2 separate regions of the Mus musculus genome follow, and region 1 is linked to region 2. Evidence: chromatin loops called from intact Hi-C (ENCODE). Cell type or tissue: left cerebral cortex. All regions are shown on one strand. Each heading gives the region's core, and the rest is flanking DNA. Links, peaks and the distances in the headings are about the cores only.

Region 1 (15,907 bases), core at 5,312-13,311, 1.6 Mb after region 2:
CACCATGCCTGCCTGGATACTGTCATGCTCCTGCCTGAATGGTGATGGACTGAATCTCTAACCTGTAAGCTAGCCACAATAAAATATTCTCATTCATAAGACTGGCATTGGTCATGGTGTCTGTTCACAGCAGTAAAACCCTAAGAAAGAAGTTGGTACCAGGAGTGGGGTATTGCAGTGCTAGGACTGACCATGCTTTTGTTTTGAAAGAATGTGGATTTGGGTACTTTAGATTTGGAAAACAGTACAAGGATTTAAATGGGGATTAATGGGCTGTCCTAGTAGGTATGTGAAAGATTTTGTTATTGGCAGTAATTTCAACTGTACTGACCTGGACCAAGAGGATTCAGAGGAGAAGAATTTCAGTCCATGATGTTTTGTGATATTTTGGTGAAGAATATGGTTACTTGTAAACCCTGTCTAAAGAGTCTGCCTGAGGCTAAGGTGAAGAGACTCAGATTCATTGCATTGACAAAGAAAGAATCAGAAATGCCCATCATAGACTTTGTTAACTGGTTTCATCTCATGAAGAGCATTTTTAAAAAGCATAGGAAACTGACAGAGGAAAACTATAAAAATCCATGGTTCATTTATTAAAAGGGAACCAGGAAGTGAAATGGAATTGAATTCTATGTTCTAGGAGATAACATATTAAGAGATTTGTGGACAAGATCCTACCCAGCTAAGTTTATATTCAGGAACAGTGAAATACCTTTAACTCCAGGACACAAATGCAAACAGATTATTGACTCCAAGGCCAGCCCAGGACAAGGCAGTTTATAGGTAAAGAAAAGCTTAATCCTAGCATGGTGGTACACCCCTTTAATCTCAGCATTACAGGAGAAGTCAACCATGCTGATCTCTGAGTTAAAGGTCAATCTACAGAGACAGTGCCAGGAAAGCCAAGCTTAGGCAGAGAGAAAATCAGAAAAGAGAAAGCTGGTTAATAAAATAAAAAGGGGGCAAGAAGCATCAGAACATGGCAGCTTCAACCATGTAGCTCTGGCTTTAGTTTGAAAAGTAGAAGGGACTACTGAGACAATTGATGCTGGTTAGCAGGAGCTAAGAAATCAGCAGTCATTAAGAAGACACCACCATCACTGAGCTGAAATCTTCAGGAAAGTGTTTACTGAGAGCACAAAGAAGCTATGTTCCAGAGATAGCTGAGGTTGTACCATGTGCTGCAGATGTAATTGGTAATAGGTAAGAGTCACCCAGGTGGTACTGGTTTTGAAGGCATGAAGGGGTCATGAAGAGCATCTGAGGCTTGTCACTGTGAGAGGCCATGGAAGGTCATTGCTGGAGGTGGAGCCTCAGTTACAGATGACGGCCCAGGACTGATGGGTCATGCAAAGAATTTGAGGCTTGGCACCATGAAGAGAGGCTATAAGAGGCTATTGATGAAGCCTACTTGCAGTGCTAGACCCCAGGGAATTGGAGATGCCAGTACCATAGGATGATACCCAAGAAGAGCAGTGGCACTGGAGTAGATCAACCTGAGTTTAGATTGCTGCAGAGTGCATAGCTATAGATGTGATGCTAGCCATTTGGAGGAGCCCAGAAGACCATGTGTGGATCCCAGACATTGAAATAAGAAGCTATAACGTTGAAGCTGCTGTGGAGACCCAAGATGTTCGAGATGCCACAGCCAGGGGCTATCTGCTGAAGAAACCTGCTAACAAGAGTGGAACCATCCCAAGAGAAAGAAGTTTGTTGCAGAAACACAAATTAAAAAGGAGTGCACACATGAAAACCACTTTGACATCAGACATTGAGATGCAGAGTTTGGAATCTGCCCAGCTGGTTTTCTGTCTTGCTTTGTGGGCTTCAGTTAAGTGATTAGATGAATCTCAAGAGAAACTTTAAACTTTGGACTTTTAACATTATTTCAGACTATTATAGACTATGGGGACTTGAGAAGTTGGAATGAATTTACTTTTGATTATCCTATGTTTAGGTATTGCCCCCGTATACTCATATATTTAGACAAGCCTATGAAGAACAGGGAGTGGGATGTGATTGTTTATATGTATTTGTCCCAAAAAGTGGCACTACTGGAGGTGTGGCCTTGTTAGACTAGGTATGTAACTATGGTTATGGATATTAATACACTAGCCCTAGCTTCCTGGAAGTGAGGATTCTGCTAGCGGCCTCCAGATGAAGATGTAGAACTCTCATCTCTGCTGCACCATGCCTGCCTGGATGCTGCCATGCTCCCACATGAATGATGATGGACTGAATCTCTGATGTGTAAGGCAACCACAATTTAATGTTGTCCTTTCTAAGACTGGCAATGGTCACAGTGTCTGTTCACAGCAGTAAAATACTAACTAAGACAACTGTCAACCTCAGTTTGGTTCATCACAACCTTGAAGGCCAATATCCATTCAGAAAAAAAATGGAGCATTTTCCCATCGTGCTGCATTGTGCATCTATAGTGAGCAGTGCAGTGCATCGAAGTTGCCAGCAGCTTGAAAGAACAGACACAGACAATGTGGTATCATATACTCCATGGAATTTTATGCAACTATTAAAAACAAAGACATCATTAATTTGAAAGCACATGGATGGAACTTGAGAATATCATCCTGAGTAAGGTAACCCAGTCTCAAAATGGCATGCATGATATGTACTCACGTATAAGTGGATATTAGTCATAAAATACAAGATACACACACTACTTTACACTGACCCAAAGAAACTAAAAAGTTGGAAGCCCAAAGAGGGATGCTTGAATCTCACATAGAAGGGGAGAAAATAGTAGGAGGAGGCATATGGAGGGAGGGAACTGGGTAGGAGAGGGCATATGGGAGAAAATGGAGGGATTCAGGATCAGGTGTGGGGAGGGATGGGAGAGATGGCCAACTGGCCATTCAAATGAATTGAAATCTGTAACTGGCAGGGGTGGGTAGGTGTGGACATCTCAATACAGAAATGTCCCCACCCTGATATAGCATGAGAGGAGGGGTCACTCATTCATCACGGCCAGGCTGACTGGGAGACTGGTCTTTGAGCTGACTGGGTTGAAGGCCTCACATTGGTACTCTCCAGCATCCTCCTTCCTCACAGTATGTATCCTGAGTTGGCACTTTGACGGGGACAGGGTCATCCTCTCTGTGAGCTGAAGACTCTGATTGTTGAAGAGCCAACGGATGGAGACCCCAGTGTTGTCTGAGAAGCAAGTGAAGACCACTGAGCTCTGTACTCTAACTGTGCTGTCCGTGACTCTCACAACAGGCTGTGTCACAAGCTCTGCAAAGAAACAGAGGGGGGACCAAATGATATTCATCTTTCAGACAACTCAAACAGCCCCTCTATAGCTCACACTGAATAAAGCATTTAGGAAGGAGAAATTGGAGCTGTGACTATAGATATATCTTGTGTTTTGCATCTGCAACCTACAAACTGTATGATCCTGATTCAGCCACTGAGGTTGATGTGCCTCAGTTTACCTGAAGTAGGACACTCTGTACATGATCATTGCACTGACTATGAGTTAACATTAGGTGTGAGCAATGTTCTGGCCTGGGGATGAGGTCACATCACATCAGCAGTATCTGTTTCACTTACCCTAGGCTGGATTCCTGAGGATAAGGAGGTGGCTGGAGAACTGTCATCTCTATCCCAACCCTTGGGGACATTGCTTTAATCTGAGTCTCCTAAGTCCATCAGAACAGTTGCCTTCTGTCCTAGCACCAAACCATTGAGAGTCAGGAGAAGGAGGTACACAGGTGACCCACATGACTGCAGCATTAATGGAGGTAAATAGCTAATCCTGCACCCTGTGGGACTAGGAAACTCAACCAAGCCTTGTTTCCTGTCAGCTCTGACAGGAAGTCCAATGCTAGCCCTGAGGAGAAGGTCTCTGAGGACAACTAGAGTTGAGTCTGGATCCTTGCCTTCCTGATGCTCCTCTTACGGATTCAGTAGTGAGCTGGATCATGGAGGGAGGGGGAACACAGACTTAAAGGAAAGATAGAAGGGAAAGAGACAAATCCATCAATATTGAGGCCTTGTTTGGGGGGAAAAGACAGGGTCATGTGATCAGAGAAGCTTAGATCAATCACTTAGTGGAGGATGGTGGGATTGTCTGCACAAGTCAGAGGGATTGAGCAAATGCCCTCTGTGGGGAGCGAGTGTGGCGGCAGTCCCAAAGGCGCCAGGGACTGCAGCTAAGTCATATGACTTGCACCTGACTTCCTCATATAAGACACAAACATCTTGAGTGCTGCGCAGGTGTACCAGGATACAGGTGAATCCAATTTGGTGGAGATTTGCCCCTGCTGCCCTGATTAGCTGAAGCTGCGTGCCTGGTGAGGTGGCGTGACCTGCTGTGCGTGGATGGGAACTGAGAGTATAAAAGAGTGAGAGGCCCAGGGTTCGGGGGAGATATAAAAACAAGGGAGATATAAAAACAAGGGAGATATAAAAACAGGGGAAGATATAAAAACAGGGGAGATATATAAACAAGGGAGATATAAACAGGGGAGATATAAACAAGGGAGATATAAACAAGGGAGATATATGGAGAAAGAAGAAACAGGACTGAATAAATGTGTGCAGAAGGATCCTGTAGCAGCGTCGTTCTTCCTGGCCTGTTGAGTGCGCGCAACAAGTGGTGCCGAAACCCGGGACAAGAAACATCTTCAGGCACAAGCGAAGACCCACTGCTACAGGGAGGATTCAGAACTGCATCACAGGGAAGAAGGGGTTAATAAAGGTTCCCATAAAACAGACTGTTGAGAAGGATTCGGCATGGATTCAGAACTCTTCAGCTGGGGAAAGGTACTGATGAAGAGAAAGAAGAGAGATGAAGACTGAATAAACTGCTGTTAGAAGGACTGGTGGTTGTGTCGTTCTTGCTGGTCGAGAGCGGGCGCGACAATTGGTGGCCTGTACGGGGAACCGACTCCCCCACCGAGTTCAGAACTTTCAGCAGTCAGTGGTTGCCGGCAGGGTAAGTTCACGGTGAGTGAAACTTGCGACCCCAGGAGTTTGGGAAGCACCTCGGATAAAATAGAGGTGAGCATAAAGTTGCCAGGAAGTAGGCACAAAGTAACCCAGGAGTTTGGGAAGGACCTCGGATAAAATAGAGGCGAGCATAAAGTTGCCAGGAAGCAGGCACAAGGTAACGAAAGGTTCCCGGCTTTGGGACAAGTTAAGGAACTATGATAAGCTCAGTGTAGTGATCAATAGATCCTCGCTGTGTAGTTATGCTTTTTTCTCCCATTGACCCTTTGTGGGTAGGTCTGATAGTTTTGGTCTTGTTTGTTCTGATATATGGACTCTGTTACTGTTTGAAACTGTGTGTAGAGGCAGTCAAGACAGGTCAGAAAATCCTTACAGAGCAACAAGAAAGTATGTCGGAAAAGGAGAAGGGCTTAAAAAGAAAAAGGAAAAAGAAAGGAGACACAGTGTTATCAGGTGGACAGAAAGGACAAAATAAAAGAGCCGAGGTGGAGGAGGAAGGCGAATTAGCTTCTGTGCCTCCTCCCTATGCCTCCTCAGCAGCCACCTATAGGTGGACCTTCTGTCCAGAGATTTGGCGTATTGACTCCCCAGATGGACACAAGGTGATTGAGGTTATGGTCTCATCACCACGAGGTATTGTGTCCATCCCCCTGGGGATCGACAGGATCAGGTGTTGACGTGGGCGAGAGGGTCTGTTTGTGTGTTTCCACAGGACCAGATGGAACCTCTTTGGGTGCCGGAGAGATTGGTGAGACGCTGCAAGAATGAGGCTCCTGATCCAGTTGCCCCTGTGGATGTGGTGGATGATCCCACAAGCACAAAGGATGGAGCCGAGATGGGAGATCCTTTCGGTGTTCCAGAAGCCGATACCAGCTCGACATGACGTTCAAATTTTTCCATGCCTTTTTGATCCCTGAATTCCCCTTAAAGAGATATCCCCTCTGGCTATCTATCCCTTGCTTCAGGGAAGATGAGTGGGGATGAGAGCCCTGGGATGTATGCTTGTTATAGTGTGTGTGTGTTTTGTGTTTGGCACATGTGTTAGGTGCAGAGTGTGCGGCCCGCACTTTCGCCATGGTAGCGTAGGCTTTTGCTGCAGTGGAGGCAGGACAATCTCCTCAGATTCGGTTTGCCGCTCTAAAAGAAATTATGCTGCGTTATGCCGTGGGGTGCGAGGCTAAGCACTGCACAGAGGATAGCTGCTGTTGGCATCCTGTGGAAGGCATGTCTGATTGCATGAAGGTTCAGTGTCCTAGTTCCCTTCCCTCAGGAAAAACGACACGGGAGCTGGCCAAGACCTCTCTGGGTGATGAGCCTAAGGGATGGTTTTGTGTAGGGCCCCTATGCTTGCACACTGGGGATCAGACCTCTACCTTCACCCATGAGGCTTGCTTGCAGCAATTAAGATCTGGCCATAGGTTAAGTAACATCCTGGCCTTTTGATGCACCTGCCACAAGCAAAACACAATCTCCCCAGGAGTGGCTTGGCATGATTGAGAGGTAGTCAGTGATAAGACTCCCTGGGCATGTCACCAACCTAAGACAGGGATCAAACCAATGCTGTTTGTCACCCAAGGACGGGTAAGGGGCATGGCTGCGGGGGGCTATCTACAGACATTCTCTCTGCCAAAAAAGAAAAAAGGGGGAATTGTGGGGAGCGAGTGTGGCGGCAGTCCCAAAGGCGCCAGGGACTGCAGCTAAGTCATATGACTTGCACCTGACTTCCTCATATAAGACACAAACATCTTGAGTGCTGCGCAGGTGTACCAGGATACAGGTGAATCCAATTTGGTGGAGATTTGCCCCTGCTGCCCTGATTAGCTGAAGCTGCGTGCCTGGTGAGGTGGCGTGACCTGCTGTGCGTGGATGGGAACTGAGAGTATAAAAGAGTGAGAGGCCCAGGGTTCGGGGGAGATATAAAAACAAGGGAGATATAAAAACAAGGGAGATATAAAAACAGGGGAAGATATAAAAACAGGGGAGATATATAAACAAGGGAGATATAAACAGGGGAGATATAAACAAGGGAGATATAAACAAGGGAGATATATGGAGAAAGAAGAAACAGGACTGAATAAATGTGTGCAGAAGGATCCTGTAGCAGCGTCGTTCTTCCTGGCCTGTTGAGTGCGCGCAACAGCCCTCCATCCCCTTTGTGGGCCTAACTGTATGTTGCTTCCTCTGTGGGGAACTCTATCCTCATGTGTCTCCACCCTCACTGTCCTCACAAGGTTGCTCTCCCTCAAAAAGTGTGGGTTGCAGGCAAGAGATCTCTCACTTCTTCTTCTAGAGACCCCAGGGTTTTTATTTTTACCTCCCAACCTCCATTCTGGTCCAGTCAGCACCTGACTTCACTTTGAGATTGCCTTCCTGATCTGTCTTCCAGCCCATTACACCTAGGGCCTTGTTAGAAAAAAATCTAATTTAATATTTCAAGAAAGTCCACTACCTACACAGCCTCAAATGCCTGTGGGTAGATAGACAGATGTCCAAAGATCTTGCATGTCCAGGTGCTAATGAAATTCTCATATTTGGACCTACTGACACTGGTTAAACCTCCAGCACACATTACCATGTGGATGTGTATGCAGTGTGTGTGCAGGTGCAGGTGGACAGCATCATAAGTGTAAGCTTACAGACAGATCATAGCACCTAGATGGAGGTCAGAGGTCAACTTGAGTGATCCTTTCTCATCCTTCTGCCTTAGGAGATTCCAGCAAGTCTCTGAGCTCCCCTCCTCCCACACAGTGAGGCACTGCCCTCCTCACCAGTGAGCGGAAGACAATACCACGGCATTGCAGAGAAGTACACAGTGGGCCAACGTGATTGCAGCAGCTGCACTGCCCTCCCTCTGTAGAGAACAGCATTTGCTCCAGCACTGCCCATGAGCTCTGCAGTCTTCCTCCCTCTGAGCTCAGCCTCTGCCCAGGCAGGACCTTCCCAGGGTTTTGCTGTGGGCTGTCAGAAATGGGGTCAAACACAAGGCTGATAATCATCTCTGCACCCTGGGGCAGCAACAGCTCACCACAGGACTGCCCTTGCTGTGTTCTCACAATGTGTCCTTTACAGCACAGGATCCTAAGCTGCCCTTTGTCCTCAATGCCTTGTAATGTGCTCCCTGCAGGAAGTTGACACAAATGCCTGTAAGGACTAGGAAGGGACCTGCTGACTGATGTCTAGGAAAGGGACAGACCCATGCTCACTGGAATCATCAGTCAGGGTGCATTGTCATGAGACCCAGGAGCAATTGTGTGGGGACTTTCCTTTGGCTGTGAAGGAGGAGGTCACCTAGACCCTAGAGAGAGGACAGTGGCCCCATAAACCTAAGGAGAGTTTCAGAGGGACTCTCAGCATCCTGTGCTACCTGAGCATCACCTAGGGTCTGCTCATGTCCTTCCTTTGAGGCAGCTGTCCTCTGTCTAGGTGATTCACAATGGGATTTCCCAGGAATAGCTGGGATTCTCTGACAGAGTAATGTGCGTAGTAGGTCTGAAAGACTGCACAAAAGAACTCGAAGTCTATAGGGTCAGGGATGGAGCCAGGCTACACCCTAAGTGCATGGTTCCTAAAATTGCTTTTCTGAGTTTTCTGCCATTCTGAGCATGGCAAGAGCCTCAGGAGACTGGGCCAACTCTGAGGTCTTAGGCTGAGTTACTGCACCATCTAGTGTGCAGGAACAGAATTGCACCTCATTCTGGGTGCTCTCCAGTTAGCAAATCTGAAACTTTTTGCCTGCAGGCAAGAATTACAGGAGGTGGGCATCAGAGGACAAACACTTCCCTAAAGGACCTGAGTCCTTTGTCCATCACCTTGAAGATCCTGACCTTCCTTTGTAGTCTCATAATGCCATCCAAACAGCTAGTAATGCCCTGCGAAACTAGATTGTCATGTCCAGCTATGCATTCCTGGGTGAGTCTCTGATGATGATGTCCAGGATAAATATCATAACTGTGGCTCTAATGACAGTGCAATGGATAGTGACATATGCAATGACAGCCTTGTACGATGTCAGCTGTAGCAGGAATCCAAAGCCAACCAATGACAAAAACATTTCCCAGTGACACCTGGAGACTAACCATCACAGAGATTTGTAGCCAGGGTTTCCTGGTGCTCTGTGTGGGGACTCATGGCTTCCTCACCTAGGGCTTATCTGACACACATGGAGTCTATATCAGGGATATGGGCATAATAAGAGGCCCAAGGGTCAAGGCTGAGTCTGACATTCTTGGGCTGAGTTTACCCAGCACAGGATGGGTAACTCTGCATGAAAAGACAGGTGAGAGGTTCTTATCTAATGCTGTTGGACCACCCCATGTGTGCCCTGCACTAAGTGTCCAAATGCCATTGTGAAGACACAATGCAGTGGTGGAGAGAGCAGGAACAGCCCAGTCCTCAGTGTGAATGTATGAAGTAAAGTAAGCCACACCCAGAAGTGGGAAGCCATAGAGTCACTTACTGTGGACGTTGACTTGTGCATGCACTGTTTCAACTTTCACATGGCTGTCTATTGTTAATAGTGTGTAGAAGCCAGTGTCTTTCTCAGTCACATCCTGGAGCAGCAGGGATCCATTAGTGTACCCTGTCTCTCTTCTGCTGTGTGCGTAGCCACTGAAAATGGACTTCATCGCTTTGCTGTATTCTACAATTCTAAAGTATGGAGTGCTATCCACACCTTTGTACCAGGAAAAGGTTTGCACATCTTCTGGCAGATTATGGACCTGGAGAAGAACACTTCCCCCTTCAGCAGCATGACATGTCACTGGATCAATCCTGAGTCGGGCAGAGTCAGGAGGGTCACAGCACGGGGCTGGAAAGGAAAGGAGAAGTCATCACATAGATCATTGTGCCTGGTGAAAAGACATCGACCTGCATCCTGACAAGATGGATTCTTCACTGAGCATGGACGTACAGGCATGGGTGTGTATATCCCACCTGGTGGAAGTCAGCAACAGCCCTCAGTGCCACAGAATCTGTCATTTCCTCTGCATGGAGCTCTCTCCTTGGTGTCTCCATGGCTGCCCCTCACTGCCCTGCGTCAGACACTGCACACACTCATGCACACTGGGCTTTGAGATGGTGCCTCCCTCTGACCTTGGTCTCTGCACACCCTGCATATTCACTTCCTGACTTTTCCCATTTCCTTTGTACCTGCACTCAGCTTCTGACCTCACTTTCTACATGTTCTTCCTGCTCTTCCTGCTGACCCCAGGACTAGGGCTGGGTGAGGGCTTGGAGCAGGCTGCTCTTCTCAGCAGGCCCTGGATTATGCTGCCAGGCTTTATGTCAACTTGACACAAGCCAGAGTCATTTGAAGCAGGGAGCCTCAACTGAAAATACAAATACCAGAATGGCCACTGGGCAGGTCTATAGCACATCTTTTAACTGGTTGGTAATTGATGTGGGAGGAAACAGTCCACTGAGAGCATTTACATCCCTGGACTCATAATCCCATTTGCTATAAGATAAGGATGAGCAAGGTGTGAAGAGACAGGCAGGAAGCAGCACCCTTCCATTCTGTCTAAAACTATGCTGGGATACTTTGATTTCTTCTGTTGCTTTTTTTGTTTGGGGTTGTTGTGTTTTTTTTTTTTATGAAACTCTACTGCTTAGTGATGATAAATACACTGGATTGATATAGACAGCCAAAAATCATTGCTCATTGTCTGCTCAAAGCAGAAGTGTCAAGTCCTAATAAATTGGAACCCAGGACATTTTAAGTCAAGCCTGGGACAGACAACCAAGGCCAGACCTTCCCGGTGATCACCACTCTGTGTGGACTCCATGGTTTCCTCACGTGCATTGCAAGAGCCTCAACAGACAGGGGAGTCTGGCATCATAGGTCCTCTGAGATACAAGGGGGAGTCAGAAGACAGAGTCTGAGGCATGGGCATTTCTCTCCTACATGTGTGTCCTGCACAGAGTGGTCAAACCCCAATATAGGGATAAAAATGCAGACATGAGGTAGTCCATGCTAGCAGTTACAGTGCTCTTGGTAGAAGCCCCACCCAGCACTGAAGGATCACAGAGAATCACTTACTGTCCACCCGAAGGTAAATGTGTGCTAATTCCATTTCCCGAAATCCATTCACAGTTTGTAGGGTGTAGAATCCAGTGTCTTTCCAGGTGACATTCTGGAGCAGCAGGGATCCATTGCTGAACACTATCTCTCTACCGCTGTGGGCAGGGCCTGGATCGCTTAAATTCTTGGCTATTTTGTATTCAGCAATCTCAACCTCATTAAACAAAGTCAAGCCTTTGTACCAGGAAAATAATTGAGAATACTCTGGAAGATTGTGGACAAGGAGAAGAACGCTTCCCCCTTCAGCAACTCTGGGCGGCACTGATTCAATAGTGAGCTTGGCAGGGGAGGTAGGACGCCCACAGGTGAAAAGAGCGGCTAGAAGGGAAGAAAGATCCATCGATATTAGGAATTTTCTATTTGAATGTGGGTAGCTCTGTATTCTATGCCCTCTAAATTCTCAGGAATACCCATCTACCCTCTATTCTTTCAGACCTCCAGAGTACACAGTGACTGACAACCTTCTGAGCATCTATGTTCCCTGAGACAACAGAAGCTCAAACAGGCGAGGACTTGTGCTGTGTTCTTATCGTGGGTCAGTCAACAACGAAGAGCGAGCCTCTGCAATCCCTTTGTGACACAAACCCAGCTGGGCACCCAGTCTGCACTGTGTTCTCAGTGTTCTGAAATGATGGGATTTTCTCAGGAGGAAGGTGATAAATGTGTGTGAGAGATCCAAAGGGCCAACTGCATGGTGAGTGGGGAAGGAGAGAGATCCATTCCACTGCAGTCAACAGTCCGGATTCTGAGGGAGAAGAAAGGCCCAGGAGCAGATGTGTCAGGAGCCCACGGCCTGAGTGTGTGGGAGGAGGTGACCTGGGTCCCATAAGGACTGCGCTGGACTCCATCATCCCATGCAGGGTTTCAAGATGGTGCTCACACTTCCTTCTGCCTGCTGAGCTGTGTCTCAAGTGCTCCCTGTGCTCCCAGTCCTTACTGGGAGGCCTTGAACCTCTGTCTAGGTAATTCCCATGGGACACCCTTTCATCCACAGGGAAAATGCATGTCTGAAATGTGAACATGATCCCCTGACAGGGTGGCAGATACAGGAAGCAGCTAAGAGGTCTGAGGAGGCTGTCAATGACCTCCTGGTCTACAGGGAGAGAAAAAAGCCAGGATACAAGGTGAGGTCCTCATTCAGAAATATAGGTTTCTGAGTGTTCCCTGAGTGTCCCCAGGCTATGCCTGCTCTTCACTGTGGGGACTGCAGCGCATGTCTGGGGAACTGTCCACATCAGTGACACCTGTTCTATTTCCTTATAGGAGAGAATGTGCTGGCCTCAAAAGAAAAGAACTTGTCAGTAGGATCTGTGTCCTTTCTCCCTTGCTGATGGGAAACTGACTTTCCTAGAAGGCTCATCATAAGCCCATCGGGACAATGGGTTAATGGCCTGGGAATCTGCCCTGCTGTGGTCTCCCTCTGGGTCACTAGGGTGACTAAGAGACACAGGCTAATCCTGGCTCTCATGGCAGTACACAGTTTGGTTCCACATGGAGAAAGACATTGACTACAACAAACACCTTTTCTCTGAAGATGGAAAGTCAAGATCCCACCCGAGCACAAAGCTCCTCAGGGCCCACAGGAGGTGAGGCTGGAACAGAGGTGTGGAGTCAGGGGTTTCTGGTACTCAGCTCTGTAAGATGCCCATGGCTTCCACTGGCCCTTCTTTCTTCCCTCAAGGACTTTCTCAAGGGTGGTTTCCTATGAAGGACCCCAAGAGTCTAGACAGAGGCTGATGTCCTTGGCTGACTTGCCCACCCTGCATCCAGGTTTTTCCAAGGTGAAATCAAATGAGGGATTATGCACACCTGACATTGTTCTCCACCATGTGTGTCCTGCACTAATTGCTCAAGCCCCAACATGGAGACACAATGCAGAGGCAAAGGAGACACAGGCCAGGCCTGACACTTCTATGTGCCTAGTGGAGGGACCCAACCCAGCATCCAGAGTTCACAAAGAATTACTTACAGTACACCTGAAGAAATGTGGATGTATTTGATACCAGTTTTCCATGTTTACTTATGGTTTGAAGAGTATAATATCCTGTGTCCTCCTGGGTGACATTTTGGATCCACAGGGACCCGTTGCTGTGCAATATCTCTCTATCACTGTGCTCAGGCCCTGTCATACTTGCATTATACTCCACTAAATGCAGTGCAATTGCGACCCTCCAATTTCTCAGTCCTCTGTACCAGGCAAAAGCTAGAAGATCCTCTGGCAGATTGTCAACTCGTAGAAAAACGTTTTGTCCTTCAACCACTTGGAGCGGTGAATGGATAGTGACCTTGGCAGTGGTGGACAGAAGCCAGCAGGTAAAGAGGGAGGCTAGAAGGGAAGAGAAATAAGCCAACAATCATGAGCAGGTGTGAGCATCCTTCACATTATGCCTATGGGTAGGTGTGTGTCCATAATGGACATGAGTAACATGATCTCCATGCCAGAGGGTGTCGTTTCTGCTCTGTGGAATCCTCTACTCAGGTGTCCCCATATCACTCTTCATATAAAGAGTGTCTGTTGTGAAGAGAACGAACTCTATAACATCCTCCTCCTCTTCCTCCTACTCCTTCTCCTCCACTCCTGCACACAATCCTCACTTTCTGAATTGTTTTCTATTCTATTTGCAGCTCTATTCAACCATTGACTCTCCTCTGAATACACTGATTTCTGGTTCACTAGAAAAGGCTTTGTGAAGACAGCCATTAAAATTATCTTTTTGGAATGCTCAGTTCCTGAAAAGAACTCAGAAAATAATGAGGGTGAAGAGGAAGGGAAAAACAAAGGAAATATTAAGGAAAGAAGGAAGGGAGAAGGGAAGGAAGGAACGAAATAAGGAAGGAAGGAAGGAAGGAAGGAAGGAAAGAAGGAAAGAAAGAAAGAAGGAAGGAAGGAAAGGAAAAAGGAAAGAAGTAAAGGAGGAAGGAAGGATATCTACATGGATTCATCTCTGCAGTTCCTAGGTTTGGAGCAAATGACAATCATTACGTTCAAGTGTGATTTAATAACTATGTACTGTATGTGTGGGTTTCCGAAGACTTTTGTCTTAGTGTTCTCATTGATGGTGCATGACACACACCTGTGTGGAAGGCAGAGCAGAGCCTGCAGAAGCCTGTATCTCCATCTACCCTGTTATAGCTGGTGAATGAATTTAGCCTGGCATATCTCCACACACTGAGCCAACTTGCTGCCCCCCCCCCAGGTTTGACTCCTCTTTGGAGATTCACCCTGTCAAGATGGAGACCATTGGAATTCCAATGCTAGCCAATGTGACTGATTTTGGACAGGGGCATCTGAGGATTTTCTCTCCCCTCATTAGCTCCTGTCTGCTCAGACCTTCCTGCTGCTGAGCCTCTGTTCCTCACTGCATCTTCCTGACTGCAACTACAGACACCCAAGTCTTCTCTAGGCACCTCCACTACAGAATATTTTTGGCTTCTGAGTTTCCCTTCCCACACACAATCAGATAGCTGGAACACTTACCTGTGAGCAGAACCCTCTGCCTGGAGGTACACCCATTGCTGAGAAGAAGCTCAGAGGACACCTCCATATCCCTTCTCACTGTACTGGCCTTTCTCTAGGAGAAGACCTTCAGCTCCTGCAAGGCACCTGGCCTCTGCTGTCCTTCCTCCTTCTGAGCTGAGTGTTCTCTCAGGCAGGAGCACTTCCCAGAATCCTATGAGCTGTGGGTGGTGGGGTCTGTGTCCAGGGCACTGCTCAGTCACTTCCACTCTCAGTACTGCACCTCATCTTTCTCACATTTTCTCTCTTTATGTTTCTTCTCCAACAAGACCTTGAACAACAAGGCTGACAAACATGGACATATCCTCAGAGAACAATGACTCATCCAAGGGCTGACACCTGCTGACTCCTCGATATGGGTCTGTCAGCATCAAAGAAGGAGCCTCTGTCTTTCCAATGTGTCCCTGAGACACACAGACCCGGATCAGAACCAAGTCTGCCCTGGGTCTTCCTTCAGTGCTCTGGGAAGGGGGATTTTCCATCAGGAAGGTGACATGCATGTCTGTGACATTTGGAAGGGACCAGTTGTGTGATGACTGGGAATGAAGATAAACCCTCTGTCACTAATGTCACCAGCCAAGTTCCTTACCCAAGACAGATGCCAGGTAGCAGCTGTGTGAGGAGTTTCATGTTCTTGGTATAAAGGAAGAGGTGACCTGTGTGTCTTGTAAAGGACTGTGGGCTCCTCTCGTATAGACTGTTACCAGATAACTTCCAGCATTATGGGTTGGTCAGGGCTGTGTGTTGGTTGAGCCCAACTGCTCTGTGGTCCTCCTGGGTCACATATGCCCTTTGTCTGGGTGATCCTGCAGCATAAGTCCTACCAGGAGAAAGGGAAATCTCAGGATCCCCAGAGAGAGGGGTGTCCATAGACACAAGAAGCAGAGCAGGGTCTAAGGAGGGAGATCCAAGTTAGTAGGGACAGGAATGGAAAGCAGTCTCCTAGGCAAGGTCTTAGCTCAGGGAAACAATTATCTGAGTGTTCAGTGAAAGCCCCATACAAAAAGACACAACTTCCTGTCTCGTAAGTGGGCCCTGGAGTAGTGAAATTCTTCAGAAATTCTTGAGAGAATCACAGCAAAGTTCTGGAGTCAGATCTCATTGTCCACTTGTTTTCAATTCTTGGACATGATGTCCCCTTGAGCAGCTAATGACCAAGATTAACATCAGCTTCTCCCTGATTCACAGACACCTGAGAATGTTCTATGGTGGGAACACTGCATATGTAGCTAGAGACAGAGAACTTGTGTTTCACATCTGTCACCTGTGGACTGTGTGAAGCTCATGTGGCCACTGTGTTCCCTGTGTCTCAGTTTCCCAGCAACAGCACAATAAAGGGA
Region 2 (15,907 bases), core at 5,240-13,239:
GTTTATTTATTTCTTATTGTTTTATTGTGTTTATAGCACAGAGGATTGAATTTGGGACAAACTCAACCAGAACCATACATATCCCCAGCTCTTCACTGTGATATTGAGATTCTAGGCAGGGGCTCTACCACTGAGCCACGCCCCCAGCCCCTCACTGGGGGATTCTAGGCAGGGGCTCTACCACTGAGCCACGCCCCCAGCCCCTCACTGGGGGATTCTAGACAGGGGCTCTACCACTGAGCCACACCCCCAGCCCCTCACTGGGGGATTCTAGGCAGGGGCTCTACCACTGAGCCACGCCCCCAGCCCCTCACTGGGGGATTCTAGACAGGGGCTCTACCACTGAGCCACACCCCCAGCCCCTCACTGGGGGATTCTAGGCAGGGGCTCTACCACTGAGCCACGCCCCCAGCCCCTCACTGGGGGATTCTAGGCAGATGCTCTACCACTGAGCCACGCCCCAGCCCTTCACTGGGGCATTCTAGGCAGGGGCTCTGCCACTGAGCCACACCCTAACCCCTCACTGGGGGATTCTAAGCAGGAGACAGGGGCACTACCACCAAGTCTGAGCTCCATTGTTCTTTTTAGCAATCTGGCTCGCAAAGCAACTACCCTACGCGTGTATTATATTTCACAATAATAAAAAAATGACTTGACAGTAATTGTCATTGAGGAGCGCTGAGTTAACTGGAGGTCACAACTGAAAGCAGAGAGCTGAAATCCTCAAAATAGAATGTGCAGGTCTGTGAGGGGTGCTCTGGGGCATGTTCAGTGATCCTCCCACCCTCATTGCTCTCCAAAGCTGTTTTTATAACACTAGTAAGATGCTCTTGCCTCACTCTTCTCCCCCTGTACACTGACAGTTTCCATGGTCACGGATATGTGATAGGAAACTTGCTCTGATGTTATATTTTATTATTATAAATGTAATTTTAAAAGAATTCCACACAATGGATTGGTGTCAAACTGATTCCTTTTCAGTTTTTCTTTTCTTTTGATTTCTTTGTTTCTTTTCTTTTTTTGATTTTTGAGATAGGATTTCTCTGTGTAGCCCTGGCTGTCCTGGAACTCACTCTGTAGACCAGGCTGGCCTTGAACTCAGAGATCCACCTGCCTCTGCCTCCCGAGTGCTGGGATTGAAGGCGTGCGCCACCACCACTCAGCTCCCCTTTAAGTTCTCTTATTCCCTTCTTGCTCTTGCTGACTCCTATCCCTTTCCCAATGAGTCCCCTTCCTGCTTTCATGTCTTTTGGGGGTTGTTTGGGGGAAAGTCTTGTGCAGGTAGCCATGGTTGCTGAGTGTCCGTGATTGCAATGACCTCGTAAAATGCTCCAGAAACCAACATTTTGGGGGTTTCTTCCCTATCTTCTGGTTCTTACAACCTTTCCATCACCTCCTTTTCTTTGGTGATAGAGATGTCTTGTTTAGGTCTGAGTACTAAACATTCCCTTATTTGCAGCTATTTGGGCATTTATCAATTTCTGCTTTAACTGTTGCCTGCTTCCAGAAGAGACTTATTCTGCCAAAGCTGCATTAGTCTGTGAGTATAAACAGAAATGTTAAGAAGGCAGTTTGACTACATGTTTGTTTAAGAAAACATCAGTAGTGAATTCTCCCATAGGGCCCATGACCCCTTAGCCATAAATTTTTGGCTAGGCTTATAGTACCAGCTGTGAATCCCACGGTACGGATTGGGTCTCAGATCCAAGGAGAAAGTGGTTGGTTACACCTGGACCACTCATGGCGCTACCGCAGTGCTGCACACGCTTTGCCTTGTGGGCCAGTATCGCAGCAAGCAGGGCCACCGCTGAGTGAGATCACTGATAACTCCCCCCCCCCCCCCCCCCAGCGATCTGCACACCACCTTCCAGTAGCACTGTGAACTCTAGCCAGCAGGAAGGACGCTTCCATATCACTTCCAGCTTGATTTCTCTGTGTCTTCTGCAGCAGGGCCTTATTGTCTAGTTCTCATGGGTGGCTAATGACAAGCCTCTACCACTTTTGGGGCTTTTAAGGACCCTGTAGCCAACAGACCCTAGGGAGGTATCCTGCACCTGGCATGGGATTTTCATGGATCCACCATGCAGGGCATCTCTGTTTAAGCTCCTTTGTGTGTGTGTGTGTGTGTGTGTGTGTGTGTGTGTGATCACTTTGGCCCAGGCTGGCCTTGAACTCACTAAATCCTAGATCAGTGGCTCTCACCCTTTCTAATGCAGTGACCCTTTAATTCAGTCCCTCAATCATGCTGACCCCCAATCATAAAATTATCTTCACTGCTACTTCATAACTGTAATTCTGATACTGTTGGGAATTGTAACATAAATATCTGATATTCAGGATATCTGACATGCCACCTTTATGGAAGGATCATTTGATGTCCCTGCCCCTCCTGTGACTCAGAAGTTGAGAACCACTCTTGTAGAGGCTGACCTTGAACTCTTGATCCTCCTGCCTTTGACCCTCAAGTGCTGGGAGTGGGTTACCATGCCCAACTTCTCCATTTCATATGGCCTACTTTAGGAGTCCTCCATACTTTAAAAGGATGTAAAGGAGTTTGGGAAGCCAAACCCACAAGCAATGGAGCTTTAACTAAACCTGGCGTGCCCTCTGGTGGTCAGAGTTGGTATGACTCTGCTGATGCCTGTGCCTGTCTAGTTGGCTGTGAATAATTGCATACTTCACATCGGTAACATATATATACAACATATATATATATATATATATATATATATACACACATATGCATATATGTATGCATGTATATATATATTAATTTATGTGAGTACACTGTAGCTGTCTTCTGACACACCAGAAGAGGGCATCGGATTTCATTATAGATGGTTGTGAGCCACAATGTGGTTGCTGGGATTTGAACTCAGGACCTCTGAAAGAGCAGTCAGTGAGTGCTCTTAACGGCTGAGCCATCTCTCCAGCCCCCAGTAACATATTTTTAATGGATTGATTTTATATTTTAAGATCTTTGGAGGGTGCTCTGTAGAGATATCCTAGCTGTCAAAAGTGTTTGACACCAAGCACTTCAATTAAGGTTGAAAGAGTGAACAGACTTCTGCAATTTGTTTTCTGACTTTTATATATGATCTCTCTCTCTTTCATCTGTCTGTCTGCCTGCCTGCCTGTCTGTCTCACACACATATGCAAATAAATGTAATTTAAAACTTTCAGTTTGACTCAGTGATTCAGGGCACTGACTGCTCTTCCAGAGGACCCAGGTTCAAATCCCTGCACCCACATGGCAACTCACAACTGTCCATAATTCCAAATTCTGACACCCTCACATAGACAAACATGCAGGCAATGCACCAATGCATATAAAATAAAGGTAGATGAATTTAAAAAGTTTCCAGTTTTCTTTTATTTTTTTTGCTCTATTTCTTTTTTTTTATTAGATATTTTCTTTATTTACATTTCAAATGTTATCCCTTTTTCTGGTTTCCCCTCTGAAAATCCCCTATCCTCTCCCCACTCTCTCTGCTCACCAACCCACCCACTCCCGGTTCCTGGCCTTGGCATTCCCCTACACTGGGGCATTGAACCGTCACAGGACCAATGGCCTCTCCTCCCATTGATGACTAACTAGGCCATCCACTGCTACATATGAGGCTGGAGCAATGGGGCCCTCCATATGTTTTCTTTGATTGGTGGTTTAGTGCCTGGGAGCTCTGGGGGTACTGGTTGGTTCACATTGTTGTTCCTCCAATGGGGCTGCAAACCCCTTCAGCTCCTTCGGTCCTTTCTCTAGCTCCTCCATTGGGAACCCCGTGCTCAGTCCAACGTTGGCTGTGAGCATGCACTTCTGTATTTGTCAGGCTCTAGCAGAGCCTCTCAGACAGCTATATCAGGCTCCTGTCAGCAAGCACTTGTTGGCATCCACAATAGTGTCTGGGTTTGGTGACTGTATATGGGATGGATCCCGAGGTCGGGCAGTCTCTAGATGGCCTTTTCTTCAGTCTCTGCTCCACACTTTGTCTCTGTAACTCCTCTCATGGGTAATTTGTTCCCCCTTCTAAGAAGGACTGAAGAATCCACACTTTGGTCTGCCTTCTTCTTGAGCTTCATGTGGTCTGTGAATTGTATCTTGGGTATTCTGAGCTTCTGGGCTAATATCCACTTATCAGTGAGTGCATACCATGTGTGTTCTTTTGTGACTGGGTTACCTCTCAGGATGATATTTTCTAGTTCCATCCATTTGTCTAAGAATTTCATGAATTCATCGTTTTTTTTTTTTTTTTTTTTTTTGAGACAGGGTTTCTCTGTGTAGCCCTGGCTGTCCTGAAACTCACTCTGTAGACCAGACTGGCCTTAAACTCAGAAATTCGCCTGCCTCTGCCTCCCAAGTGCTGGGATTAAAGATGTGTGCCACCACACCTGGCAGATTCATCGTTTTTAATAGCTGAGTAGTACTCCATTGTGTAAATGTGCCACATTTTCTCTATCCATTCCTCTGTTGAGGGGCATCTGGGTTCTTTCCAGCTTCTGGTTATAAATAAAGCTGCTGTGAGCATAGTGAAACATGTGTCCTTATTTTATGTTGGAGCATCTGGGTATTTGCCCAGGAGTGGTATTGCTGGGTCCTCAGGTAGTACTATGTCCAATTTTCTGAGGAACAGCCAAACTGATTTCCGGAGTGGTTGTAAAAGCTTGCAATCTCACCAGCAATGGAGGAGTGTTCTTCTTTCTCCACATCCTTGCCAGCATCTGCTGTCACCTGAGTTTTTGATGTTAACCATTCTGACTGGTGTGAGGTGGGATCTCAGGGTTGTTTTGATTTGCATTTCCCTGATAACTAAGGATGTTGAACATTTCTTTAGGTGCTTCTCAGCCATTCAGTAGTCCTTATTTGAAAATTCTTGGTTTAGCTTTGTACCCCATTTATAATAGGGTTATTTGCTTCTCTGGAATCTAACTTCTTGAGTTCTTTGTATATATCGATCATATGTAGGGTTGGTAGAAACCTTTTCCTAAGCTGTTGGTTGCTATTTCTGTCCTATTGACAGTTCCTTTCCCTTACAGAAGCTTTGGAATTTTATGAGGTCCCCTTTGTTGGTTCTTGATCTTAGAGCATAGACTGTTAGGGAATTTCCCTTGTGCCCATGTGCTCGAGGCTCCTTTCTCTTCTATTAGTTTCAGTGTCTCTGGTTTTATGTGGAGGTCCTTGATCCACTTGGACTTGAGCTTTGTACAAGGAGATAGGAATGGATCGATTCGAATTCTTCTACATGATAACCACCAGTAGAGCCAGCATCATTTGTTGAAAATGCTGTCTTTTTTCCACTGGATGGTTTTTAGCTTCTTTGTCAAAGATCAAGTGACCATAGGTGTGTGGGTTCATTTCTGGGTCTTCAGTTCTATTCCATTGATCTACCTGCCTGTCTTAGTACCAATATCATACAGTTTTTATCACTATTGCTCTGTAATACAGCTTGAAGTCAGGGATCGTGATTTCCCCAGAACTTCTTTTATTGTTGAGAATAGTTTTTGCTATCCTGGGTCTTTTGTTATTCCAGATGAATTTGCAAATTGCTCTTTCTAATTCTATGAAGAATTGAGTTGGAATATTGATGGGAATTGCATTGAATCTGTAGATTGCTTTCACCAAGATGGCCATTTTTACTATATTAATCCTGCCAATCCATGAGCATGGACAATCTTTCTATCTTCTGAGATCTTCTTCAATTTCTTTCTTCAGGGACTTGCAATTCTTGTCATACAGAACTTTCACTAGCTTAGTTAGAGTCACACTAAGGTATTTTATATTATTTGTGACTATTGTGAAGGGAGTTGTTTTCTTAATTTCTTTCTCAGCCTGTTTATCCTATGAGTAGAGGAAGGTCACTGATTTGTTTGAGTTAATTTTATATCCAGCCACTTTACTGAAGTTGTTTATCACCTGTAGGAGTTCTCTGGTGGAATTTTTAGGGTCACTTATATATACTGTCATATCATCTGCAAATAGTGATATTTTGACTTCTTCCTTTCCAATTTGTATCCCCTTGATCTCCTTTTGTTCTCTAATTGCTCTGGCTAGGACTTTGAGTACTATATTTAATAGGTAGGGAGAAATTGGGCAGCCTTGGCTAGTCCCTGATTTTAGTGGGATTGCTTCAAGTTTCTCTCCATTTAGTTTGATGTTGGCTATTGGTTTCCTGTAGATTGCTTTTACTGTGTTTAGGTATGGGCCTTGAATTCCTGATCTTTCCAAAACTGTTATCATGAAGGGGTGCTGGATTTCGTCAAATGCTTTTTCAGCATCTAATAAAATGATCATGTGTTTTTTTCCCAGTTTGTTTATGTAGTGGGTTACATTGGTGTATTTATGTATACTGAACCATCCCTGCATTCTTGGTATGAAGCCTACTTGATCATGATGGATGATCATTTTGATGTGTTCTTGGATTCAGTTTGCAAGAGTTTTATTGAGTATTTTTTGCATCGATATTCATAACGGAAATTGGTCTGAAGTTCTCTTTCCTTGTTGGGTCTTTGTGTGGTTTAGGTATCAGAGTGATTGTGGCTTCATAGAACCAATTGGGTAGAGTACCTTCTGTTTCTATTTTGTGGAATAGTTTGAGGAGTATTGGAATTAGGTCTTCTTTGAAAGTCTGATAGAACTCTGCACTAAACCCATCCTGGGCTTTTTTTGGTTAGATTATTAATGACTGCTTCTATTTCTTTAGGGGATATGGAACTGTTTAGATGGTTTATCTGATCCTGATTTAACTTTGGTACCTGGTATCTGTCTAGAAAATTGTCCATTTCATCCAGGTTTTCCAGTTTTGTTGAGTATAGCCTTTTGTAGTAGTATCTGTTGATATTTTGGATTTCCTCAGGTTCTGTTGTTATGTCTCCCTTTTCACTTCTGAATTTGTTAATTTGGGTACTGTCTCTGTGCCCTCTGTTTAGTCTGACTAAGGGTTTTTATATCTTTTGATTTTCTCAAAAAACCAGCTCCTGGTTTTGTTGCTTCTTTGTATAGTTCTTTTTGTTTTTCTTTGGTTGGCTTCAGCCCTGAGTTTGATTATTTCCTGCTGTCTACTTCTCTTGGGTGTATTCACCTCTTTTTGTTCTATAGCTTTCAGGTGTGCTGTCAAGCTGGTAGTGTGTGCACTTTCCAGTTTCTTTTTTGGAGGCACTCAGAGCTATGCGTTTTCCTCTTAGGACTCCTTTCATTGTGTCTCATAAGTTTGGGTATATTGTGGCTTCATTTTTATTAAACTCTAGAAAGTCTTTCACTTCTTTATTTCTTCCTTGACCAAGTTATCATTGAGTAGAGTGTTGTTCAGCTTCCACGTGTATGTGGGCTTTCTGTTGTTTTTCTTGTTATTGAACACCAGCCTTTGTTCGTGGTGATCTGACAGGATGTATGGGATTATTTCAATCTTCTTGTATCTGTTTAGGCCTGTTTTGTGACCAATTATACGGTCAATTTTGGAGAAATTACTGTGAGGTGCTGAGAAGAAGGTATATTCTTTTGTTTCGGATTAAATGTTTTATAAATATCTGCTAAATCCATTTGGTTCATAACTCTGTTAGTTTCACTGTGAGTCTGCTTATTTTGTGTTTCCATGATCTGTCCATGGATGAGAGCGGGGTGTTGAAGTCTCCTATTATTATTGTGTGCCGTGCAATGTGTGCTTTGAGCTTCATTAAAGTGTCTTTAATGAATGTGGCTGCCCTTGCATTTGGAGCATAGATGTTCTGAATTGAGAGTTCATCTTGGTAGATTTTTCCTTTGATGAGTATGAAGTGTCCCTCCTTATCTTTTTTGATAACTTTTGGTTGAAAGTCAATTTTATTCCATATTAGAGTGACTACTACAGCTTGCTTCTTTGGATCATTTGCTTGGAGAATTGTTTCCCAGCCTTTTACTCTGAGGTAGTGTCTGTCTTTGTCACTGAGGTGGGCTTCCTGTATGCAGCAAAATGTTGGGTCCTATTTATGCACCCAGTCTTTTAGTCTATGTCTTTTTATTGGGGGAATTGAGTCTTTTGATATTAAGAGATATTAAGGAAAAGTGATGGCTTCTTCCTGTTTTTTTTTTTTTTTTTTTTTTTTTTTGTTGTTGTAGGAGGTGGAATTATGTTTATGTGGCCATCTTCTTTTTGGTTTGTTAAAAAGAAGATCATTTTATTGCTTTTTCTAGGGTGTAGTTTACCTCCTTGTGTTGGAGTTTCCCTTTTATCTTCCTTTGTGGGGCTGGATTTGTGGAAAGATATTGTGAAAATTTGTCTTTGTCATGGAATATCTTGGTTTTTCCATCTATAGTAATTGAGAGTTTTGCTGGGTATAGTAGCCTGGGCTGACATTTGTGTTCTCTTAGTGTCTGTATGATGTCTGACCAGGATCTTCTGGCTTTCATTGTCTCTGGTAAAAAAATCTAGTGTAATTTTGATAGGCCTGCCTTTATTTGTTACTTGACTTTTTTTCTCTTACTGCTTTTAATATTCTTTCTTTGTTTTGTGCATTTGCTGTTTTGATTATTATGTGACGGGAGGAATTTGGAGCTCTGTAGTCTTCTTTTATCTTCATGGATACCTCTTTCTTTAGGTTAGGGAAGTTTCCTTGTATAATTTTGTGAAGATATTTGCTGGCCCTTTACCTATTATCCTTAGGATTGGTCTTCTCATTGGGTCCTGGGGATGTGGCTCAGTTGATGGAGCACTTTCCCAGCATGGAAGAGGCCCTAGATAGCATCATCAAGGAATGAAAACGGCACTGTAGAGAGAATATCTTGTGTCTGTATAGATGTGGCACTTATCAATAAAAATCTGGTGGCTTCTGGCTTAGGCAGGAAATAGGAGGTGCGACATCTTGGAGGCAGAAAGGATCTGGGATAGTAACAGGTACGGGAGACTTGCCTAAGAAGATGTGACAAGACCTGAGCACAGGTAATGTAGATTAGAATAAATAGACTATTACTTACTATTTTCCTGACCCTATGGGTACCCCAATTTAAACACACATATGTAAAGATTCAAAGCTAGCACCCACAAATGTGAGAGAACACATGCCATTTGTCTTTCTGGGTCTGGGTTACTTCACTCAGAATCATTATTATTTCTGAAACAAGGTCTCTCTAAGGTAGCCCTGGCTGGCCTCCAACTCACTGTATAGATGAGAATGATGTTGAAGCCCCTATCCTCCAGCCTCCACCTCCCAAGTGCTGAGATTACAGGCATGTACCACTATGCCCTGTAGAAGTTTGATGGTTCTTCCTCCCAGTCCCATGTTCCCTAAAATAAGACTCAGACTCAAAATATATTTACCAACACCTTGGCCATATAGCTAGGCTCTTCTCTGACTAGATCTTAACTTAAAATAGTCTATTTATTCTAAGTGCTCCATCAACTGAACCACATCCCCAGCTCTGATTTTTGTTCATCCTTGAAGCTGGTGCCTAGCCTAAGTGACAATGGGATTTTAATTCCACTCTTTTATTTTTCAAAGATTTTTTATTTTTGTTTTATGTGTATGAGTGTTTTTCCTGCATGTGTGTCCAAGAACCACATACGTGCCCTGCCCCAGAAGAAGCCAGAAGAGAGTGTCGGAGGAGGTCTTGGAGCTCTGGATGGTTGTGAGCTTCCCCGGAGATGCTGGCAACTGAAGCAGGGTTTTCTGTAAGAGTAACATGTATTCTTTACTGTTGGGCCATCTTGCCAACTCCTAATTCTACTTCACATAAGTAACTACTGAAGACATTGTTTATTACTAACAAGGTCCCCCTCACATCCCCTCCCCATTCCATCTTGTTCCAGGTTCTGTCTGATGCACCATTTTATAACGCTGCGGACTGTTTTTGCCATTGACTGTCCTTTCCTCACAATAAAAGACACAAGAAAACTGGGCTGCTTTTAAGGTGCTCTTGTTTTTGCTGTCATAAGTCATTCCACAGTCCAGGGCCGACCAATGCCCCAATCTCCTATTTGCATTGTGTCAGCCATAGCCCAGAGTGTCCACTAGGTGGCGAGCTCATTCCAGCACCTGAGCTCTTTTGTACAATAGGTGGTGGCGCTTACAAATGAGGACATTTTGGGAGTCTTGATACTTGCAGTATCATTATGAGAGTGGGTGGACAGGGTGACCAGTGGGAAGCCAGCCTCATCTACGTGGTCTCTGGTCAATGTCCAGGAATTATGAAGTGTTTATTGGCTCCACCCGACTTCACCGTTTTAAACACAGAGAAACCAGGAAAAAGCAGGGCAAGAGCTCGTTGACTCCCTGGCTTCAATCATCTGATGACCTAGATACCAGCAAGTGACCAGCTGGTGGGTATGTATACAGCATGGAGACGCTGGGCAAGGGCGGCTCTGGGTGGGAGAAATGTAAGTAAGATAGCATGTGGGCTTTGCTGTAGTGGCTGTTTATTTGGCTTATCTGTAAACCACAGCTTTTTTTTCTGTGTGTGTGCGTGCGTGCGTGCGCATGTGCGTGCGCGTGTGCATGTGCGTTTCAGCGTGTGGCCTCAGGCAGCTGCTACTGCTGTCTAGATAATAAAGCCCAAATCGCTTAGCACTTTTGAATCCCGTCTGGGATGTGGTAGTCTCCTCTCAGGCGAGTACTGTGGCCATCTGTCGCCTCGCACACCTGACTCAAGTTAGTCTGTTTTCATTCCCATCCTCTAACAGTTAAAACCAAGATGACTTTGCGAAAGAGATCAGCAAAGGCCTAATCGATTCATACAATTCCTCCATTTTGATTGAGGCGTGTGAATAACTTGATTTCCTCCCTAGTCTTGACTTCTCTGTGCCATCGCTCTCTGTAAAGGCCTACCAGGAGAGGTGTTTATTTTATTTTATTTTTAAAAAACTTTTTACTAGATATTTTCTTCATTTACATTTCAAATGCTATCCCAAAAGTCCCCTATATCCTCCCCCCTACCCTGCTCCGCTACTCACCCACTCCCACTTCTTGGCCCTGGAGTTCCCCTGTACTGGGGCATAAAAAGTTTGCAATACCAAGAGGCCTCTCTTCCCAATGATGGCCGGCTAGGCCATCTTCTGATACATATGCAGCTAGAGACACGAGCTCTGGGGGTACTGGTTAGTTCATATTGTTGTTCCACCTATAGGGTTGCAGACCCCTTTAGCTCCTTGGGTATTTTCTCTAGCTCCTCCATTGGGGGCCCTGTGATCCATCCAATAGCTGACTGTGAGCATCCACTTATGGATGCTAGGCCCCGGCATAGTCTCACAAGAGACAGCTATATCAGGGTCCTTTCAGCAAAATCTTGCTGGCATATGCAATAGTGCCTGGGTTTGGTGGCTGATTATGGGATGAACCCCCAGGTGGGGCAGTCTCTGGATGGTCCATCCTTTTGTCTCAGCTCCAAACTTTGTCTCTGTAACTCCTTCCATGGGTATTTTGTTCCCTATTCTAGGGAGGAGCGAGGTATCCCCACTTTGGTCTTCCTTCTTCTTGATTTTCTTGTGTTTTGCAAATTGTATCTTGGGTATTCTAAGTTTTAGGGCTAGTATCTACTTATCAGTGAGTGCATATCAAGTGACTTCTTTTGTGATTGGGTTACCTCACTCAGGATGATACCCTCCAGATACATCCATTTGCCCAAGAATTTTATAAATTCATTGTTTTTAATAGCTGAGTAGTACTCCATTATGTAAATGTACCACATTTTCTGTATCCATTCCTCTGTTGAGGGACATCTGGGTTCTTTCCAGCTTCCAGCTATTATAAATGAGGCTGCTATGAACATAGTGGAGCATGTGTACTTCTTACCAGTTGGGACATCTTCTGGGTATATGCCCAGGAGAGGTATTGCAGGATCCTCAAGTAGTACTATGTCCAATTTTCTGAGGAGCCGCCAGACTGATTTCCAGAGTGGTTGTACAAGCTTGCCAACAATGGAGGAGTGTTCTTCTTTTACCACATCCTTGCCAGCATCTGATGTCACCTGAATTTTTGATTTTAGCCATTCTGACTGGTGTGAGATGGAATCTCAGGGTTGTTTTGATTTGCATTTCCCTGATGATTATCATCTTTTCAGGTGCCTCTCAGCCCTTTGGCATTCAGGAGAGGTGTTTATTAATCACCTAACATAACTCAACTGACTACTCATGAATAAGCTACCCTCAGCAACCACCAACTGCCAGTCCAAAAAGGAAACTTTAACACTTTATTTATTAAAAGCATCTTATTTTTCTTTTCTTAAAAAAATTAATTAATTATGTATAGTGTTCTGCCTGCATGCCTGCCTGCATGCCAGAAGAGGGCACCAGATTTCATTACAGATGGGTGTGAGCCACCACGTGGTTGCTGGGAATTGACCTCAGGACCTCTGGAGGAGCAGTCAGTGCTCTTAACCCCTGAGCCATTTCTCTAAGTCCCTCTTTTTATTTATTCATTTTACATCCTGATCTCAGCACTTTGTTTCTCCTGTGGACTGAACCTCGGAACCTGTAAGTCAGCCCTGATTAAATTAAGAGTTGTTTTGGCTATGGCGCCTCTTCACAGCAATGGAAACCCTAAGACAGCTGGGCTCCCAGGAACTGAAACCTAGGACAGAGGCCTGTAATTCCTGTTATCTTTTGATCAGAGCCTCTGAGCAGTCCTTGGGTTTGTCTGACTTCCAGCAAATCATCATCAAACACATGAGCAGATGGCCTAGCTTGGACACTAACCTGAATGGCAGACCTGCTGCTCCTGGTCTCCTGGGTGGGATTTCTGTTTGAACATCAAGTCTTGAGGACATGTTGTGAGGCTCTCTGTGGAAGTACAATGGGAAATGCCACCATGACTCATCTCTAAGACAGCCTTGAGCAGCAGCTTTGGAGGATACTGGCCCAGACTGAGCTGTGGAGGTCAGTGCAGCTGGACGGGCACAGGACTTCATGTTGCTCTGTAGGTGGTGACACTGGGACTCTAGGGACACTGGGTCCTAGGTCTGTACCATCAACTCTGCAGCTTTGCTCACCTGTGACAAAGACCTTTTCTCCCTTGCAGCACAGGGCCCAGCATCTCTGAACACTCAGAGCCTCCTGCATCTGCCTGATTGTTCTTGCCTGATTCTCTAAGGTTGGGGGAGGAGGTTAGAGTGACCACAATGGTTGAAAGAGGCTTTTGCAAGGATCAGAGGTCCCATGAGGGCCATCTTGTCTCTGTTGTGTGCACAGAACTGCTACCCAAGCCCAAATCACAATCGACCTAACCCCATGGAGGTGAAGACTTGGTAATGGTAACATGTGGACCGAGGCTCAGAATACAACCTGCCTGTGTAACTTGTTTAACTTACAAAGAAATAATGCAATGATAGAAATGAACCACCTTTTGTAATTGCTTCCTTAAGGAAATCATGATTTCTGAATTCCAAATTAGGTTGTTAAGAAGGCACGTGACATCAGCGTACTGGCCCTGCTACTCAGATGGCTGGCCGGGTGGAGAACCCGAGGCAGTGACAGTTCAGCAGTGGCTGCCTTACTCATCTCGCCCATTTTCATTATTTCTTCCTGAGGCTGGATTCAGCATGGGCAGTCTGAATACCGCAGTAAGCCTTAAAATTCTTATGTGCATTTATTGCCAACATTCTTCTAGAGCTCCGTCAGAGCATAATCTGTCCTTAGATCACAATGCAATCTTGGTAGGAATTTTGTGCTATCTGGGATATAATGGTTAAATTAAACTTAGTAAACACACACACACACACACACACACACACACACACACACACAAATGCAGTAATGTAGATAAATATAGTAAGAGGACCAGGTTTGTTTAGGTAGAAGGAACTCAAAATGTTGAGGAGTTATGTTTCAATTAAGTAATTGTTCTTGGTTATATGGGCTGTGGTGGTGGTGGGGTGATTATAAAAAGTAGTAGACATTTGTCAACTAAGTTGTAGATTCTAACAACTATAATCCATGTTATTTTAGATTTTGAGGGCATAGCTATGCTTTAAGCAAATATTCTCAAATGTTATTCAATACACATAATCACATTAACCACACTTGAATGATTCCCTTCTACATTTTATCTGATTGTACCCACGTGATGTTCTACAAATCCAAACACATGAAGCAGGAACTGTGGTGCAGACGTTCTTTCACTAACACCCTCAACCAACAGTGAAAACAGCCATTATATATGCTTTCACGTGCATACACATGTACTTCAAAAAGCAATGCGCCATCTCTTCATCCACTGTCAGGCATTGGTGGAGCACCAGCAGGTCCTGAAGGTACTGGGTAAGGATTGTTCAGAGCAGGATGGGGTCCTGGCATGGGGTATAATCTTGCAGAGCCAGGCTATGATGCTGGTGGTCTCCAGGCTCCCGGTGGCACAGTGCCCCACGGATCACACCGTGCTCCTGACACTGGAGGAGGAACAGTGGGATATGGCCCTGGCACATTAGGATGCTGCCTCTCAATTCCTGGTGCCCAAGGTCCAGAAGAGATGAATTTCTGTGGACCTAAAGAACCAGCTGCAGTTGGATCTGTGGGTGCACCATATGGCCTAGGCAGCTCTGGCAAAGGCAAATTTGGTGTAGCATATTGCTCTGTGGGGCCAGGATCTGGCATTGCAGGGGCTGGATAAGGAACACCAGGTGGGAGGGTGTGATGGTCCAGAAGGAGGATAGCGTCCTGGGGTCCTAGGGGTGGTCCAGTTGGAGGCATAAAGCCACATGTGATGTCAGCAGAGGGAAGGGGAAATCCTGGTCTATAGAAGGCTACAGTATCTGTGCTATAACCTTAAGCAGGTCCCAGCCAGAGCCAGGGTGCAGGTTAGTAGAAGAGTACTCATGTAGCGTGCATGAGCCCCAATCCATCATCACCACAATACACAGAACAGCCCCACTGGACACTCAAGTGTTCACTGAGCCTGAGTCTGAGATGTCCCCTGTGTCTCCATCACCCTGAGCTTCTCTAGGTGGGAGAAGTCCCTCCAACACATTCTAGTTCAATGCTGGGCCTGGCGGTATGTGCTTGGGCTAGGCCAGGCTATCCTGGCCAGGCTAAGTATCTGTGTCATTGGTTAGTGTCACCACCCTCAAAATGAACCAAGTTTCCTAGCTCTAGCTCTCTGTATGTAGACAGCTATAGCAAGGATAGGATAGAATCTCAGGGTTGTTTTTATTTGCATTTCCCTGATGATTAAGGATGCTGAACATTTTTTCAGGTGCTTCTCAGCCGTTCGATATTCCTCAGTTGAGAATTCTTTGCTTAGCTCTGTGCCCCATTTTTAAATGGGGTTATTTGATTTTCTGGAGTCCATCTTCTTGAGTTCTTTATATATATTGGATATTAGTCCCCTATCTGATTTAGGATTGGTAAAGATCCTTTCCCAATCTGTTGGTGGCCTTTTTGTCTTATTGACAGTGTCTTTTGCCTTACAGAAGCTTTGCAATTTTATGAGGTCCCATTTGTCAATTTTTGATCTCACAGCGCAAGCCATTGCTGTTCTGTTTAGGAATTTTTCCCCTGTGCCCATATCTTCAAGGGTTTTCCCTACTTTCTCCTCTATACGTTTCAGTGTCTCTTGTTTTATGTGGCGTTCCTTGATCCACTTAGACTTGACCTTAGTACAAGGAGATAGGAATGGATCAATTCGCATTCTTCTACATGATAACCACCAGTTGTGCCAGCACGATTTGTTGAAAATGCTGTCTTTTTTCCACTGGATGGTTTTAGCTCCCTTGTCAAAGATCAAGTGACCATAGGTGTGTGGGTTCACTTCTGGGTCTTCAATTCTATTCCATTGGTCTTTCTGTCTGTCGATATACCAGTACCATGCAGTTTTTATCACAATTGCTCTGTAGTACAGCTTTAGGTCAGGCATGGTGATTCCACCAGAGGTTCTTTTGTCGTTGAGAATAGTTTTGCTATCCTAGGTTTTTTATTTTTCCAGATGAATTTGCAAATTGTCCTTTTTAATTTGTTGA

What was found. Peaks named below come from ENCODE experiments on the same cell type or tissue, not always from the same donor. Only the 100,000 strongest peaks of a DNase experiment are listed, where the experiment ranks them.
Region 1: a loop joins it to region 2, with 19 times the contacts of the local background. A loop is called at or near these places in 10 of 42 quality-filtered maps.

Annotation. Positions count from the first base shown.
Region 1 is chr7:18,671,398-18,687,304 of GRCm38, forward strand. Psg20 (pregnancy-specific glycoprotein 20) reads right to left here and starts at 14,595. Exons shown (of 6, transcript NM_054058.1): 1 at 14,529-14,595; 2 at 13,020-13,376; 3 at 11,005-11,368; 4 at 10,843-10,847; 5 at 9,428-9,778; 6 at 2,969-3,252. The coding sequence starts at 14,595. The coding sequence ends at 2,969. In left cerebral cortex, for the core only: a CTCF peak has its summit at 8,637; a DNase peak (open chromatin) is centred at 8,613.
Region 2 is chr7:17,064,014-17,079,920 of GRCm38, forward strand. Psg16 (pregnancy specific glycoprotein 16) reads left to right here and starts at 10,027. Exons shown (of 5, transcript NM_007676.4): 1 at 10,027-10,287. It also overlaps the pseudogene LOC115486448. In left cerebral cortex, for the core only: CTCF peaks have their summits at 9,973 (motif pointing right) and 12,221 (motif pointing right); DNase peaks (open chromatin) are centred at 10,020 and 10,440; H3K4me3 peaks cover 411 bases; H3K27ac peaks cover 456 bases.